Linked DNA regions of Mus musculus: region 1 is linked to region 2. A link is a loop called in an ENCODE intact Hi-C map of the cell type or tissue named here. Cell type or tissue: heart. All regions are shown on one strand. Links, peaks and the distances in the headings refer to the core of each region. The heading gives the core; the rest is flanking DNA.

Region 1 (8,328 bases), core at 281-8,280, 59 kb before region 2:
GGATGGGTTTCTTCAGGCATGGGCCAGTACACCGGCCCCGTGGGATGGTTTGTCCTCACAGCCCTCAGAACGCACACGGTATTAAGAAACAGAGCCTTTGAGAAGCAAGAGGGGTTTCTGCATTTTTTTTTATTTTTATAAATTTTCAGCTGATTCTCAGGGTCGTGAGCTCCTGATCAATCAGGAGTGGATTAGTGACTCCCAAAGCAGACTGTGATAAAGCCGGACCACCCCTTGTCTTCCCCCCTCTCCACCTGTGCCCCCTTGCCTGTCTTTACTGGGAGTTGAAGCAGTATGATATCTTTTCTGAGGCCATACTTATGATGCCATAAGACTTTCCAGCCTCCACAACAGGCTATTATGTATGTGTACTGTGAGACAAGTAAAGTCACCTTTTTAAAAATGCATGTACAGCCGGGTGGTGGCGGCACATGCCTTTAATCCCAGCACTTAGGAGGCAGAGACAGGCAGATCTTTGAGTTCGAGGCCAATCTGGTTTACGGAATGAGTTCCAGGATGATCAGGGCTATATAGAGAAACCCTGACTTGAAAAAACAAACAAACAAACAAACAAACAAACAAACAAACAAATGCATGTGTGCGTGCATTTGTGAATCTTTGTGTTCATGTGTGTGCAGGTGTGTATGTGTCTTTGTGCCTGCTTGTAGAGACCAGAGTATAAACTCACTTGTTCACTGTCTACTGCATCTGAGACCAGGACTCTCATTGGCCTGGATCTCACCAATTAAGCTGGACTAGGCAGCAAGTTCCAAGCCCTCTCCGCTCCCTTTTCATGGTCTGAGCTCCCCTTATCCCTGTTCTCTTCTGCCCTTGGATCTCAGAGCATGAGTCTGATACTAGATGCAGCCAGGGGCGTGGGGAGGGTTCTTGAAAGGTTCCTGGAAAAAAAAATGCTTAGGGGCTGGAGAGATGGCTCAGCAGTTAACAGCACTTGTTGCTCTTGCAGAGGACCCAGGTTTGGCTCTAAGCACCTTCGTGGTGGTTCATAACTGTACCTAACTCCAGTTTCCAGGAGATCCAATGCCATCTTCTGTCCCTGAGGGCACCAGACATGCACTTAGCATACATACAAACAGGCAAAGCACTCATACATAAATAAAAATAAATCTAAAAAAAAAAGTGTTTGTCAGCCCCAGATGTCCAACAGGAATTTCAGGCTCTGTAATGGTCTCTAGGGTAGCGACATTGGCTAGAAGCTACAGTGGATCTCTCCCTTAAGGAGCCCCTAAATCCCAAGGCTTTCCCTTAATGCTACAGAGCATAGGCAGGAGAGCTTGCCACCCAGGTAACCCCTATGTCATGCCCAGAAACTCTTACATCACTAAGGACATTCTGAGAAGCCCTTTAGAGTGTCCTCTTGCAGCCCCCATACCCTAGCTTGGACCTTGGAAGGCATCCTTAGCAATAATAGAAAACAGGTGTACTGCCCCCACCCCCAGTATCCTTGTCTGTCATTTTGGAGCAGGTCTCTAGGTCTGTTGGGGGGTGGGGCACTTACAGGTTCCCAGAGAGCATATAACAGGATCTATGGCAACCCAGAGAGCAGAGGCTTGTTCGAACAGAACAGACAGACCCTCTCTGAAACCTACTCCTCTGTGTCGCCCACCCCCCATTCCTTTGCCCCCCTCCCCCATTCCAGAAGCTGTGCATTGGGTTAACCTCTAAGGACCAGGACAACCTTGGCCCAGGTCAGATGCTGGCAAACCTGATTAGAATCCATTGCCTGGAGGCTATGGCTCTGCTCTTTCCAGACAGCAAACAGTGCTTCCCCCAGCCAGGGCTCTGAGCAGTACATCTTCTCATCTCTGGTCCGTAGGCTGCTGGTCTGTAGGCTGCTGGTTTATTAGGCCTTAGGTAAAGGGGACTTTTTTTCCCAAATGAAGGACCCTTTCTACCTCCTTGGGGTGTGGGGATCCACTTGTCTTACAGTCACCTAATATTTCCATCTGTAAGTGTAAGGTTAAAGGTTCGAGCCCACTTCCAGGTTTGAAAACCTATCAAAACCCGCCAATCCCTGATCTTGAAATCCCACCAATCCCTGAGCTTGTCTTGAAATCCCACCAATCCCTGAGCTTGACTTGAAATCTCACCAATCCATGCCTTGGAAATCTCCTGTGGACACACACACACACACACACACACACACACACATACACACACAAAGAGGTCTCCTGTTCAGTTCCCTGTATTGTTGCTGCTTACCTGAGCAATAGCAGATACCCTCTTGCATGAGGTTTGTTACACAAACCTAACTGCCAAGGAATATCTTAGCCTTAAGAGCAGCAACAGTTGCACTGGGGAAATGTTCCCCCTCAGAGCAGAGCTGTTCCATTGGGGAAGGCTTTTTCTTCAGAGCTGTAACACTTGCAGTAAGTTCCCAGTGAAGTGTACTCTGTCCAGGTCTCCGTCTGTTCACCCTTCTTCAATCTTCTGGCACTTTGGGCCAGTTCTCACACACAGGGACCCAGCTCTCCAAAGTGGATAATCATGCAAGCCACCAAAGAAGAACCCTATGTACTTTAGCCAAGGGAACCTGGTATTCATGGTTTTCAAGCCATTGGTTGAGCTGCTATGAAAAGTCTTTCCCTGGGGAGATGTGAACAGCATCTATCTTCCCCTCCTAATTACAACCCAAAAGTCCGTTTCACCACAGTTCTCCCCGGGGAACCAGTGAGTTTATTGTACTTTCTTACTTACAGAGCACAGTGACCCCAAAGCAGCTACACTGGAAAGTCTCCACCCAGCATGGACGATGGCTTGATGGCTTCCCCAGAGCTGTATAGGTGGAGCCTTCCCCTCTAGTTCTCCCCAGCCTATATACTCTTGCCCTGTCTAGAGGCCTCATGCAATTAGGGCAGAATTGCACACAAGTGACTGGGAGGAGTGGCCAGAAACTCAGGAGAGGGTCTAATGTCCTAGTCTCATGAAGATGGCAGCATCTGAGCTCATAGGATACCTTCATAACACAGACCGAACACAGGGTAACTCTGGGGAAATGGTTCTCTCAGAACCCTTATTGGCAGGCCTGTTTCCACAACAGGCATGGAACTGGGTTTCCGATCCGGTGTTTCTCATTGCCATTATTGTGTGACCTTGACATCTCTGGATGAGACATCTAATGAGATGTTAACCTCTGCCTGGATCCTTCATGGGGCTGTGTGGGTTTAAGTACATCTAAATATGGCCCGTGCTTGTCTTTCTGGGTGGTGGCTACTTGTCTGTGTCCACTGAAAGCCCTCTGTCAGCAGGGAAGGATGTAGGTCCAGCAACACATAATGGTTGGGAGAATATGGGGTGAGCCTTACTGTTGGGCTGTAACTCTTCTCACACTAACAGATGACAGCCCACCATGTACCACAGGCTGGGACTCCACCATGTGACAATAGGAAACGGAGGCTGGCTAAAAACAAGGCATCTATTTGTAAGAGGCGAGCCAGGTAAGGTTGGGAAAGCTAAGAGTCACACATAAGTAATCAGTCAAAATAATAATGACTCCCCCCCACACACACTCTTGCCTGTCAAGAACTTTCTAGATTTCCGGCTCGGTCCCGGGAGGGAGGAGGTTAGAAGGTCACAGGAATTTGAGATCCAAAGAAGGGGACTAACGTAGAAGGATTTCTTAAGAGTTTTGGGCACACAGCACATCTGCTCTAACTTCTTCTGAAGGAATTGGAAGGTGCTCCTTCTCTGGTCCTCAGGACAGATGACAGAACTGAAACTCAGAGTCAAGACTTTTGTCTAGGGCAGTGTTTCTCAATCTGGGGGACCCAACCTCTGCCAAGTCAAATGATTTCATTATGATTCGTAACAGTAGCAAAATTACAGCTATGAAGTAGCAACGAGAATAATGTTATGGTTGGGGGTCAGCACAGCGTGAGGCTGCAGTATTAAAGGGTCCCAGCATTAGGAAGGCTGAGAACCACTGGCCTAAGGTGATGTAGCCAGCACTTAAGAGGAGGACTTGAGCCTGAGGTTTGGGGGTCATGGGTGTGCTGATGACCCTGCCCTACAGTGCTAATGCACTGTCTCCCCATTCCTCCCCCAGAGCATTCTGGGAAAGTTGCTTCACTGTGGGATGTCACAGAAACCATCCTCAGGAGGAGCCTGGCCTCCTGTTCTGGGACAAAGACAAGAGGCAGGGCAGGTTGTAGAACTTGGAACAGAGACAGGAACTTTCCAGGGCTGACGCTGGCCCTGTAGTCCTTTTCTTACCGCCCACCTCTTTCCATCCCTTATCCCTGCACCAAGCTTTCTTCTGTAGCCTAGGCAACCCTTGCACCCAGGGACCAGCAGAGACACACCTGGAGGCCGCGCTTGTCCAGGTCAGGTCTCAGGTGATGAGCCGCTGTCGCCACTGGACCCTGGACCCAACTCCACGAAGTTTTGCTCAGTGGCTCCTCCTGCCTTCATCCTACATCGTCTCTGGGAAGTGTAGAAAGAAGGGTTGTGCGGGTCCTGCTGCGCTCTGGCCCCACCCACTTCCTGGCAGATGCCCACCTTACCCAGTCTCAGTAGTCAGAGAGGCATGTCCCGCTGCGATCTCCAAGCCGCGGCGGGTTCCGGGCACGCTACTCGCGCGCCCTGGGGCTGGCACTTTGAATCCACGTGATTTCTCGGCAGCGGCAGTAGAGTCTATGAACTAGCGAACAGCGCCCGCTCAGTGGCCACTTTCAGTTTCCACAGAGCGCGGTGGAGAGGGAGCTGAACTGGTGAGTTACCTGCCCAAGCCGGGGCGCGGAGGGAGATCTGTGCCTAGAGAGAGGAGGGGGTGTCAGGGGCTAGGTGGATAGACAAACGGACTGAGGGGCCCGGGTGGGTTGGGGTACTGGTGGCTTAGCAAAATGCAGTCGGACACTGTAATTTGGGGACCACAGAAATTGGAGGGAGTGGCTCAGTTTGGGAAAAAACTTTGTATGTCTGTGCGCCCCCTCTCCTGGTGCCTGCCACACTTGTCATCCCCCACCCCCAACCATACTTTCTTCTTGTTTTTTTTTTTTTCTTTTCAATGCCTTTGCTTTAATAATAATCCAGAAGCCGCCCTGTTTGCTACATATAATTCTGAATTTTCAGCCAAAACAACAAAACAAACAAACAAACAAACAAAACCCCACCTTTTATTAGACAGATAGAATTTGGCTGAACCGTAGCAACTTGCTGTTCTATAGAGGAAAGCTGCGTTCTCTAAGAGTTGCCAACCTCAGGTCGGTGGCTTCTGGCTACCAACATTGTGTTGGAACAAATACTAGATATTAAGGAATGTACAAAAAGACAGGGATCTTTAAAAACAAAAACAAAAACAAAACAGAATATTGTGTTTTAAAAGAGAACGATGTTTCTTGAATGTCCATCACCTGTATTTCTAATGATCATTGAAACTTTCCAGTCACAAGGGTAAGCCTGGGCAGCCTTTTGTCCCTGGCCTACCACAATGCCACGTGGGGTTTAAACCATTTTTTTTCCACTCAGAAAAGCTGAGCTGGGAGCTCTGGGAGGTTCCTGGAGAATTCTGGGTCTTCAGTACTATTGGTATATATTGTCAGGATTCTTCTGAAAAGGGCGGGAGGGGCTTCATACAGAAAAGGTATTTTGAAAATTGACCTTCATGATTGGGGGAAAAGGCTAGAAAATGACCAAAGGTGGGTGTAGCTGAGCCATACCTGCAGCTTTCTCTTCCTGAATCGCTTTCTTGCAAAGAAAGGAAACCCGGAAACCTGCCAGGTTCCCTCTGGGATGTAGCTCAGAGACAGGGCAGACCCTGGTTTGAGTCCCCGGCGCCACAAAAATAAGGCACCAGGCCTGAGCTCCCACCAGAGAACAGAGTGGGCGGGAGTGACTGGAAGTTCATAAGGCCCCTCATGGTGTACTGTCCACAGACCAGCACCAGCAATTATGCCTTGCCTGCCCTGCCTCCAGGACCAGCGCCCATCTGTCTTGGAATAGGACCTCTGGGTGCTCTCAATACTGTGCATCATGACCATGAGTTACGATTTCAGATCTTGGAAGGTTGGTTCCCCATCTATAGTACAGACATTATGTTCAAAATTTATCTCCTGAATCGAGTGAGACGAAATAGAAACAATGCCTCGGCCACAAGTGTGAGGAGCCTGGGGTCCTGATGGGACAAATGCCGAAGCTAAGGGAACGCCTTAGTGCCTTAGTCTGCTTAGTCCGGTCTGCCCAGAAAGCACAGGTTGGCCTGATCTCAGAAGCTAAGTATGCTTAGGCCTAGTAAGCACTTGGTTGGGAAAGTCTGCCTAGACCTGTTCCCGGACCAGCCCGAGGATAGCAGTACCTGGTCAATGTCTATGTGCTCTCTCTCTCTCTCTCTCTCTCTCTCTCTCTCTCTCTCTCTCTCTCTCTCTCTCTCTTTCTCTCTTCCCTCTAGAAAGAGTTCAACAAAACTCTGTAGATTCTCTTCTCCCATATTTTGTGCTGTGTGTTGGGTAAAGAAGACATCCCCACTGCCTCTGAACGTGACCTTATTTGGACACAGGGTGACTGCAGACACTTAAGATGAGGTTGTAGGGTGGGCCCAGTAAGACTTCTGCCCACTAATAGAGGCGATCAGCATATCCACATAGATACCTCAGGAAGGCGGCCATCTTGGGGAGGCAGAGACTGCAACTACAAGCTGAAAGACAAAAATCCCAGCAACCAAAGTGTCCCAATCGGAAAGAGGAAGGCCCCTTTACTAGCATCCTCAGAGGATGCAGACTGCAGAGAATAAAAAAATAAAAAGCCATTTCTGCCAGCGCTTGATGGAACTTTTGTTTTTTTAACCACATCTGATACATCATCCCAGCATCTCTCCTCTACCACCAGCAGAGAATTGTGGCAAAAGAGATGCAAACACTTAAGTGTTGGGGGAAGGCACGGCTGAGAGGGCAAGAGATCTGCCTAGCTTCAGAAGATTCTGGGTTCTATCCTTACTACAGAAGACAAGCAAAAACCTCTTTGTAGGTGTTCTCAGGATGCAAAGCATCGTCTCTCTTCACCAAATATGTTTCTGTGAGTGTAGTTGATAGCCTTTAATGCTAGCACTTGGGAGGCAGAGGCAGGTGGATTTGGGAGTTCGAGGCCAGCCTGATCAACAGAGTGAGTTCCAGGACAACCAGGGCTACACAGAGAAACTCTGTCTCGAAAAAACCAAAAAAAAAAAAAAAAAAAAAAACAACCCAAAAACAAAACAAACAAACTCCTGTTTCTGGGTCCCTGAAAGTGGGTAGAGGCAGCATGACCCCCATTCTTTTCTTTAGGAGAGCCTTGAGTCTTCCATTCTGTGGATCTCGGAGATGTGGGTAGCAGGCTTTGTGATTCTGGTCACCTGTGACTTCGGATTCTTCCCTTTCTCTGTCACTGCCTCAAATCATAGCATAGACACACCCATTGCTCCAGATTGCTCGATCTTCCTGATGACCTCATATGGTGCTCCTCCTAACTCTAACTCAGAGAGGCACTGGCCACCCTCTGACTGACTCACCCATGACTCTTGTTGAAGGGTAATTACAAGAAGCTGATATGCAGAGACCCTCTAGCACTAGGTTTTTCCATGTGTTTGTTACCATATTTTAATGAACTCAGATATGTTTTTTAAAAAGTCACTTGTTAAACTAAATAATATGTATGATGCTAAAATAAAACCAAAGCTCAGGTGTGGTGCCATATACCCAGTATATATAGGTGGTTGAGGCGATGAGAGTTGGAACATAGTTGGTCTCAGAACCTAGGTACTGAGACCCTGTCTCCAGCATTTTTTTTAATCAATTACTTAATTAAGTAACAAATACATCTATAGAGTAAAAAATCCAGTCACTCAGATGCTATCTGTGAAGACAAGCAAGAACAAGCAGTGTGATTGGGTTTCTGTATCTTATTCCAGTGTCTCTCTCAGACTTTACAGACAAGAGTATCCAGTGTTTTCCCCTACACAATCAGCCTCAGCTAAATAGACTTTAGATCATACACATACAAATATACAGACGTACATATGTGCTTCCATGACCATATACATGCACACACATGTGTATTCTCTCTCTCATGATGAGAGTGTACTGCATAGAGTGTGGACAGGTTTTTTTTTATTTAATGCAATAAATAATCTTTTATTTTTCTCTCTATATTTATTATTTTGGTGCTGGAGATCAAACACAGGGCCTTGGGCATACCTAGTGAGCGCTTTTCCACTGAACCATGTCTTCAGCCCTCTTTATGGTTGTATATTCTCTGTGTGTAGAAAAACCTACTTATGCAAGTATATTCTGTACTTTGACCATATATATATTATATGTATATATACATACATACAGT
Region 2 (8,328 bases), core at 102-8,101:
TGGGATGGCTAGACAATAATTATTCAATGGAAGCTTAAGGTTTTAGCCTAAATATTGAGAGTAGTCTGTCTGGCATGGCGTTCTGATATGGCCAGAACTCCTACCTTCCTTTGGCAAAGGGGTATATGTTTCCCTCCTTTGAGGGACTTGCAGCACATGGCCAGAGGCTTAGCTCTGTGTCTTGTGTGTCTAATCACAGGCTATTGCATATTGCATAGGGTCTGAACTCTGAAGGTTGGTGGGAGGGGATCTGTCATCTCTACCATCCCCTGTGGTGATAATGACAATGATATTAATGGTGACCATAACCAAGGTGAATTGAGCACTTACTCAATGTAAGTGTACAGCTAGCTAGCACTAGACTGAGACAACTCACATGTGCCAAACTAGTCCCAGAGAGAGGCTAGCCCCAGTCACATGCCAGACTAAAGTCTCACGACCCTGGCTAAGCACCGAGACTGAAAGGTTGACAGTGAGTTTGGCAATGGACCCTGGAACCAGAGGCAAGATGTGTTGAGTCTGGCCTTGCTATGTGTTCCTCCAGGAGGGCACCACTTATCAGCTTCGTGTCTCCTGTGACCTCCGAGTTGTCCCAGAGATCTCGAAGGATCAGGTACAATGGCAATATTCCCTTCCTTGTCCCCAAGCCTTAAGCCTGTCTCAAAGGCTCCCCAGAAGACACCACAACCTGCCATGTCAAGGAGTTATGGCTGTCAACTTCTTGTTTCCTGCATAGCCCATCCCTCCGTCTCCTCCTACTGTCTAGGCAGCCCTATCCTGTACCCTGCACCCTGGGCTGGAGAGACTCTGAACTGAGAAAAGGGGAGCCATGAGCCTCTGATCCCCAGTTCTGGGCATCAGCCTGGGCTCCCCTCAGCTCTGCATCTTCCCATCAACATCACCTTCTTTTTGCCTGCCTGCCTGCCTGTCTGTCGGTCGGTTGGTCTGTCTGTCTCTCTCCTTGCCTATCTCATTCACAGTTTGTTTCTTTCTCCAAGGTCCTCATTCTTATCTCTCCTCTGTCTTTGCTTTTTGTCCCTATCTGTCTCTGCCACTGTCACTCTGTGTCTCTTTGTCTCTGCCTATGTCTATCTCTAACTACCCCTGATGCAATCTCTACCTGTCTCTGTCTCTATTTCAACCTGTCTGTCTCTGTTGCTCTCTTGTTTATTTCTGTCTCTCTCTCTCTCCAACCCCAGCCCTATGCCTCTCTGCTATTTGGGGCATGCTGTGTGTTAGTCCTCCTGCCTTTCTCAATGCCATGTACCACAATCCCACCCTTCTGCCCACTAGGGGCAGCTTTCCTCTGGATACAGTGTCTGGTGGGCACTGCAGAGCTGTGTGGGTCTTGCCCCTTGCAGGCTGACACACTGTGGCTTCCTGGCCAAGCACACAGAGACGCTCTGTGAGGCACTGAGAGCCAGCTGCCAGACCCACAACCTGGATCATCTTGAGTGAGTATTTGATTCCAGAAAGGCAGCGGTGGGGACAGTAGAGTGTTGCTTGGTGATAGAATGCAGGTGTCCTGTTTTCTTTTGAAGAGTCTGATCCCCAGATTTCTTTCTCATTGACATCAGAGACCCTTCAGAGACCTGGGGGGCGAGGGGGGAGGGACAGTGACTTTCTTTCCAAATATACATCTCACACTGGTGCCCTTTGCAGCCATGTCTGGCTCCCAGAAGACCACAAATCTTAGAAAGAATGGTGGGGGTAGGGGGATGGAAGTGTCCCGTGTGTGAAGTGCAGAGTTGTGACGTAGTGCTTAGATTGGGTTCCTGGTCCCAGGAACCAGGTGACCACACTGCTGCCAAAGCAGAACCTACATCCTCCACTAACCTTTGCTTCTTCCTTTCCAGCCTATCAGACAACTCTTTGGGGGGCAAAGGAGTGATCCTGCTAACCGAGCTGCTCCCAGGACTGGGTCCCCTGAAGTCCTTGAAGTAAGCAACTAACCACCCCCCAAGGCCTCTGGGTTCCCACCAGTGAGAGGGGTTGTTCGGGTCTTCTTCTGGATACAGTAAAGATGTAACCAGAAAGTGCGTATGAGCCCTCTTCCCACAGCAACACACAGGCAAGTGTTCAACAAGGCCTCCCCCTGGCTTGACTAAACACTGACTTACTTCAAAGAACTCAGGGCCCCGCCGTTTGCTTCAGGCCTTCTCCAAGCAGCTCCTTTGTGTCTCCTTGGAGAAGAGATAGCTTTCCTCCCGCTCCTGTTAAGGAGTCTCCTCCCATTTTTAATTTACCCTGAGTCCCGCCATTCCCTTATCAGGCGGCAAAATAGAGTTCAGAGGGCGCTCTGGGCTCCAGTTGTCACCTTGAGCAAGTTCCTACCTGCCTAGCTCATCTCCACAGCTGTGCAGTGAAGTTGGGGGGGAGGGTTGTGATGGTCACCTGGGGGTTCACTGGGGTCTGCCATCTGCGGCCAGAGACACTCCCATCACTGGCCCTGTGCTCTGAAATTCAGAGAGCGTGTCTGAGTCCTTCACCACTGTCACTGTGTGATCCTCAGCCTCAGCAGGAATGGCTTGTCCATGGATGCTGTCTTTAGCTTGGTCCAGTGTCTGTCTTCCCTGCAGTGGGTGTTCCACTTAGATGTCAGGTGAGTGGCTGCCCTGTCCCCCACCCTCTCCCTCCTCTCATAAGCCCCTGCTGAGGCCTCATTTTTACAGGTCATTTGGGGTCATCCTCAGGATCTTAGATGATACCAGGTGCAGTGAAGGTGTGCTAGGATTAGTGAATGAAATAAATGAATGAACGAATGGACAAACGAACGAATGAATGAATGAATCAGTAAAGTTTGTGGCTCCATGGTACCAGGAACAATCAAATTTCTCCAAACTCTCCTTGGGACAAACATCTTTCCACTCTCCCTTACCCTCCAGGTTGTCCTTAGATACTCCTGAGCAAACTAGGGGCTGGCTGGTGGCCTTCGGGGCTCAGGGACTGGCTTAACTGGCATCTCCAGAGTTTATGAAGCTGGAGGGGAAGGCACCAGCCAACCCACAGCCCTGGATCTCCCCCATATAAAAAGCCTGTAAAAACCCTCTGCCTTTCTCCTCCTTCCCTGAGAATCCTAAGAATAGAGGTGTGGTGGCAGGTGGCCAATGCTGGTCCTTAACGTTAGGGTTCTTATGTCCTTATTTGGATAGAGCATGGAAGCCTGCCTTCTCTCCTGCTTTACCACGAGAGGGCGCTGAAATAATAGGCCAAGAGCCCTGCAACCAAGACTAACCGTGGCTGTCGATTGATCCATTGTTACTATAGTCCCTGGGTGGCAGGCTATCTCCTGGTCCCTTAAGCCCTTCTCGGGAGGGGACCCTTGGCCTCTTCTCAACCAGCTTCCTCCTCTTCGCTTTTAGCCTTGAGAGTGACTGCATCTTCCTTCGAGGAGCTGGGACCAGCAGGTGAGGAGAGGAGATTTGGGCAGTCGAGCTAGCCTGTAGCTCTGATTCCTGCTTCTTGTGGATGCACAATCTCCACCCTGACAGACATTTTGGTGCCCAAGAATGACCGCCAGGTCTGGCGAGGTCTCTGGGGCAGCTTGGCTAACTAGTCAGCAAGCCCCTGCAAAACCAGGCTAACTCCAATTTAGCACTTCACAGGCTCTTCCAGCTGCCCCCTGGTGGCAACAGGCGTCATGGCCCGAACCCTGGAGGCTGTCCACACAGCTGGGCAGTGACTTCACCACAGCTAACGCAGGCGATCAGAAGCCAGGCTAGCCCCTGGCTTAGGTGCTCTTGGTTCCCTAGCTTAGGGTCTCTGCGGGATCTCAGGGCAAAAGAATTGTGGATCAGGGAGACAGAAATACGGTTTTGACAAAGTGGTGGCAGGGGAGGCACTCCATTCTGTCTCCACTCACCTGGTTGGGGGCTGCCCTGGACGGGTGTGAATTGTTGATTTTCCTCGCCCCAGCTTCCCTTTCATGGATCTCAGTTCCTCCACCTGAACAATGAGGGGCCTGGCTGGAATCAAATCTCCAGATCCCTTCCAGGTGTGGAAGTCCTGAGGGCGTGGGAGCCCCCCAGGTGTGGCTCAAGCTTTCTTTTTGCTATGCTTTTCCCCCTCCAAGGGATGCACTAGAACCAAAATTCCAGACTGGAGTCCAGGTACTGGAGCTGAGTCAGCGGTACACCTCCCGGAGCTTCTGGTACTGTTTCCCACTTTTCTTTAGGGGTCAGGGATTGGGCAGAGCCAGGAGCTCGGGGTTATAAATTAAAAGAGTTTGAGAGATGGGAAAAGAAAAGGACAGGGGACCTAGCTCTGGGGGTTGCTGGGCCCTTTGGATCACCTCAGTGGAGCTAAGGCCTGACACTCTCCTAAGAGAAGATTGTCATATCTCTGAAACACACTGGAAACCCACTCTCCCCCACCCTGACTCTCTCTCTGTCTGCTTTTGAGACTTTCATTTCTAGAAAGGGGTTTATGTCATACTCCAGAAAAGTCTGGCCACAAGGGGATCTAGGGGATTTCCCAACTAGGCCACAAGGGGCTAGAAGACCTTCCTGAGACCTGGCATTCTCCCATCAGAGCTGCCTAAGTAAGAGATGCCTAAGCTGGTGCCAACAGAGCTATTCAGAGGGAACTTGTCATGCCCCAGGCAGGAGAGGCAACATGAACAAAGGCCAGGATGAGGGCACGTCTGGAAGCATTGCAGTGTAGCTAGAGCACATAGCAGCAGAGCTTGGGCGGGGTGTTCAGTTTTTACTTAAGGGTACTAAGGAACCACTGAGGGCTTTAAGCAGTGGATTTTGAGCAGTGGGGAGGCCCCATTAGATTCTCAGTGTTGAAAGATCAAACACGAACTGGAGAAAGGATCCAGCAGTTAAGAGCACTCACTGCTCTTGCAGAGGACTTGGGTTCGGTTCCCAGTATTCACACAGCAGGTCACAACCATCCCTACCTCCAATAACAGGGGGTCTGACACCGTCTTCCGTGGGCAGCAGGCATGCACTTGGTGCATGTGTATGCATGCAGGCAAAACACATTTTACAAATTAAAAAAAAGGTGAGACCCTCAGAGGGTGGTGATGGATTGTGACATCGAGAGTGGAAGTCAGAGGTGATAAGGAATCCAGGTGAGTGAAGATGAGGCCTGGGCTCCGGCAGAGGTGGTGGACAGAGAGGAGTCACCACGTGGAGCAGCTTTGATGTAGATATCGTGATGGCTGGTCACAGGAGAGTTGGGAAGGGGAGTGTGCTCTGCGGGGCATAGGAGAGGCACCTGAGGCCTGCAGTTCTGGGGAGGGTGTCTGATAGAAGAAGGGTCCTCTCTGAAGCCCCATCCTCTTCCCTCTCTCAGCCTTCAAGAGTGTCAGTTGGAACCCACGAGCCTTACCTTCCTCTGTGCCACTCTGGAGAAGAGCCCAGGGCCTCTGGAAGTCCAGTAAGTAATAAGACAAAACCCGGAGTGCACAGGGTGGCTGGGTGGCTGTGCAGAAAACTGGGTGAGGGCTTATAGGGGAGACTTGATAAATCTTTGACGGCCTTCTTCCACCAGACCAATCAGCCCTACTCTGCCAGTTATGAGACCCATCAGTGGTCAGGCCCTCTCCCAGGAGCCTCAAGTACTGGACCACATGGAGTTCTGTCTCAGAGCCCCACACAAGTCTCTCCTTCATCCTGCCTCTATGGCTAATCTCATCACCTTTGAACCCCTTGTCCCTGAAATACCTCACACTTCAGAACAACCAGGCCCTTGACCATAACCAGGAGTTCTCTCAGCCACATGGAAGCTGGCTGAGTCCTTGTACTTCAGTTTCTACTTCTGTGAACAAGACATTGAGCCTTTCCTTGGGAGTCAGTGTTAAGATTCTTATACAAGAATAACCTTTTTAAAAACTGTAGGCTGGAGCCCCTCGCTAAGCAAACCCGTCCTCTCACCGAATCATGGTGTCATTTGTCACAGTCTTGTCCTCCTCTCGCTCATTGTATACTATGTTTTTACTTTCTGGTTGTGTAGTTCTTATCCAAGATACTCAGGACTGGAAGGGTTTTAAATTTTCTTCAGATTTTGGAATGTTTGCATATGCAGAATGGGATACTTTGGGAAAGGGAACCGGGTCTAAACACAACATTCACTCGTTTCGTGTAAGCCCTCTGAAAGCAATATCCCGTTTCTATAATGGACCTGCTGCACTTAGGGCTGGGACCTGTCAGGACTGGAATTTTCCACTTGCAGTGTGACATCAGCGCTCAAACTATTACAGACTTTGGATTTTGGATTTTCCGATTAGTGAGCCTATAGTCTCACCTGCATCAAACCTGCTTTCCCAGGTTGTAGCAACCTCATGCCCTGACTTCTGGCTCCACCTCAAATCAATTCCAGACCATTGGACAAGCTAATCCGTGTAGACCTCAGGTGTGTTTCCTATGCACTTCTCCGTACAAAACACACCCAGAAAGAGGGGTTTGCATCGTCTGAAAGGATTGAATCCAGCCATGGGAGATCTCCCTGCAGCTAATTACTATTCAGTGACAGTGTGGTTTTCTCTCAGGGTCAGGTCGTGTGAGTCCAATTCATTAAAAGCATTTTATTACATTTATTCACTTATTGTTTGGGGATGGGAGGGGGTGTGTTGTACCCACACGTGCAGTGTGTGTTCAGAGGTCAGAGGAGAAGTTTCACGAGTCATATCCCAGGGATTGAATTCAAGTTGTCAGGCTTGGCAGCGAGCAAGTATCTTTGCCCTTGGAGCCATCTCACCAGTCCTCAGTTCACTGTTTCTTTTTACAGCTTATTCTATTTATTTTGTGTACATACGAGGGTGTGCGAGCTGTGGTGCTTACTCTCGGAACTCAGTGGAACTCAGTGGAGTTCATGGTTATCGGTTCTCGCAGGTCACCACATAGGTCCCAGGGAGCATCTCAGATGTCACCCTCCCCAACTGATTCTTTTAAACAAATTCCTTTAGAATAAGTTTAGACAATGTTTCAAAAAAGTTACAGAGAGTCAGCATCTGCTACACTGTGTGTTTGTTAAGGCATTACAGTGGAGAAGCCCCCTGAGGCCCATCTGGGCCACATAGTTGGTTCTAGACCAGTTAGGATTACACATCCACACTCTGTCTAAAAAAAAGAAAACAGAAAATTTCATGTGCACACACAGTATGTACTCATGTACAAACACATGCACACATAATTATTTTAAAGTTGTTTCCAGATATTTTACAATTTTTTTCTTTTTTTTTTTTTTTTTTTGGTTTTTCAAGACAGGGTTTTTCTGTATAGCTATGGCTCGATACTTTACAATTTTACTTGTAAATATTTTTAGTATGGAAAGTTTTAAATACTCTTATGTTTATTGATCTAAATTTTTTTAAAGACAAAATCTTACTGTGTAGCTCTGGCTGGCTTGGAACTTCCTTTGTAGACCAGGCTGGCCTTGAAATCACAAAGATCCACCTACCTCTGCCTCTCAAGAGCTAGAATTAAAGGCATGCCCCACCATTCCCTGCGTTTTTATTCTTAATGTAACCACAAAAATATTATCGAACCTCAGATATTAACAATAAAGTCCTAAAATTATCCAGAGCATCATTCAGTATTCGGTGGCCGTGCCTGAGGTGTTTCTGCAGAGGGCTTGCTTTTCCGGGCTTTCGCACCTTGGCCATCTTCAGCAGAGCACTGCAAGCCCATCTAGATATGTGCAGACGGCTACACTAGGCTCTCCTGTGTTGTCACAGCAATGCTACCCAAAGCACTCCAGCATTGTCTACCTGTTAGGCACCCACTGAATAGGAGGCTGTAGGGTGCGCACAGGGTTTGGGGCTGCAGGCACTGCCTAGAATCCATAAGAAAGACAGGCAGAGCTGGGGGTTTTGCGCACAAGCCATATCTCAGGGTCCCCTCCCCCCCAGCATTGATTGGGTGTCCTGGGACTTGCTTGGAGGTCAGAAAAGGTGGTCAGTTCCCTGCTGCTTACCCACTTCTCATTCTACCTACTGGGGACCTGTAATAAGTCAAAATGGGTCATATGACCATTGCTTTAAAAAAATCTGTGTAGACCCAGAGGCCATAGTATTGTGGGCTAGGGACGTGGGGAACATGGGAAGGTGCTGTGAAAAGACCCTCAGTGAAAGATCCCACTCAAGACACTGCCCTGAGTCCTGGCCAGGTGGGGACAGAAAGAGCTAGTCTGAGCCCCTCTATCCCTTACCTACCCCCTCCTCCCAGCCAACCAATGAGTAGAGCAGGACTGAGGCCAGCAGGCTCTTAAGGCACAAAGGGAAAGGGATAGAGGAGAAAGAGCAGAGGGCAGAGGGAGTGAAGGCAGGAGAGAACCCCAGCCCAAAGGAACAGGACAGGAAGTGGGGACAGGAAGTGCCTC

Evidence for each region. A loop is a pair of places that touch in the nucleus more often than their neighbours do. Peaks named below come from ENCODE experiments on the same cell type or tissue, not always from the same donor. Only the 100,000 strongest peaks of a DNase experiment are listed, where the experiment ranks them.
Region 1: a loop joins it to region 2, with 1.8 times the contacts of the local background. A loop is called at or near these places in 2 of 42 quality-filtered maps.

The regions. Positions count from the first base shown.
Region 1 is chr8:94,429,704-94,438,031 of GRCm38, forward strand. 9330175E14Rik (RIKEN cDNA 9330175E14 gene) reads right to left here and starts at 5,400. Exons shown (of 3, transcript NR_015514.2): 1 at 5,133-5,400; 2 at 4,524-4,773; 3 at 3,424-4,443. It also overlaps a transcript of Nlrc5 not described here. In heart, for the core only: a CTCF peak has its summit at 4,688; a DNase peak (open chromatin) is centred at 4,648; H3K4me3 peaks cover 886 bases; H3K27ac peaks cover 371 bases; H3K27me3 peaks cover 3,748 bases.
Region 2 is chr8:94,488,969-94,497,296 of GRCm38, forward strand. Nlrc5 (NLR family, CARD domain containing 5) reads left to right here. Exons shown (of 49, transcript NM_001033207.3): 15 at 545-613; 16 at 1,362-1,454; 17 at 1,857-1,940; 18 at 2,513-2,602; 19 at 3,363-3,407; 20 at 4,073-4,150; 21 at 5,302-5,385. Among named protein-coding and RNA genes, the nearest start is that of Mir7072, 12 kb to the right of the region's middle. In heart, for the core only: CTCF peaks have their summits at 3,169 (motif pointing right) and 3,644 (motif pointing left); DNase peaks (open chromatin) are centred at 3,243 and 3,623; H3K4me3 peaks cover 520 bases; H3K27me3 peaks cover 2,462 bases.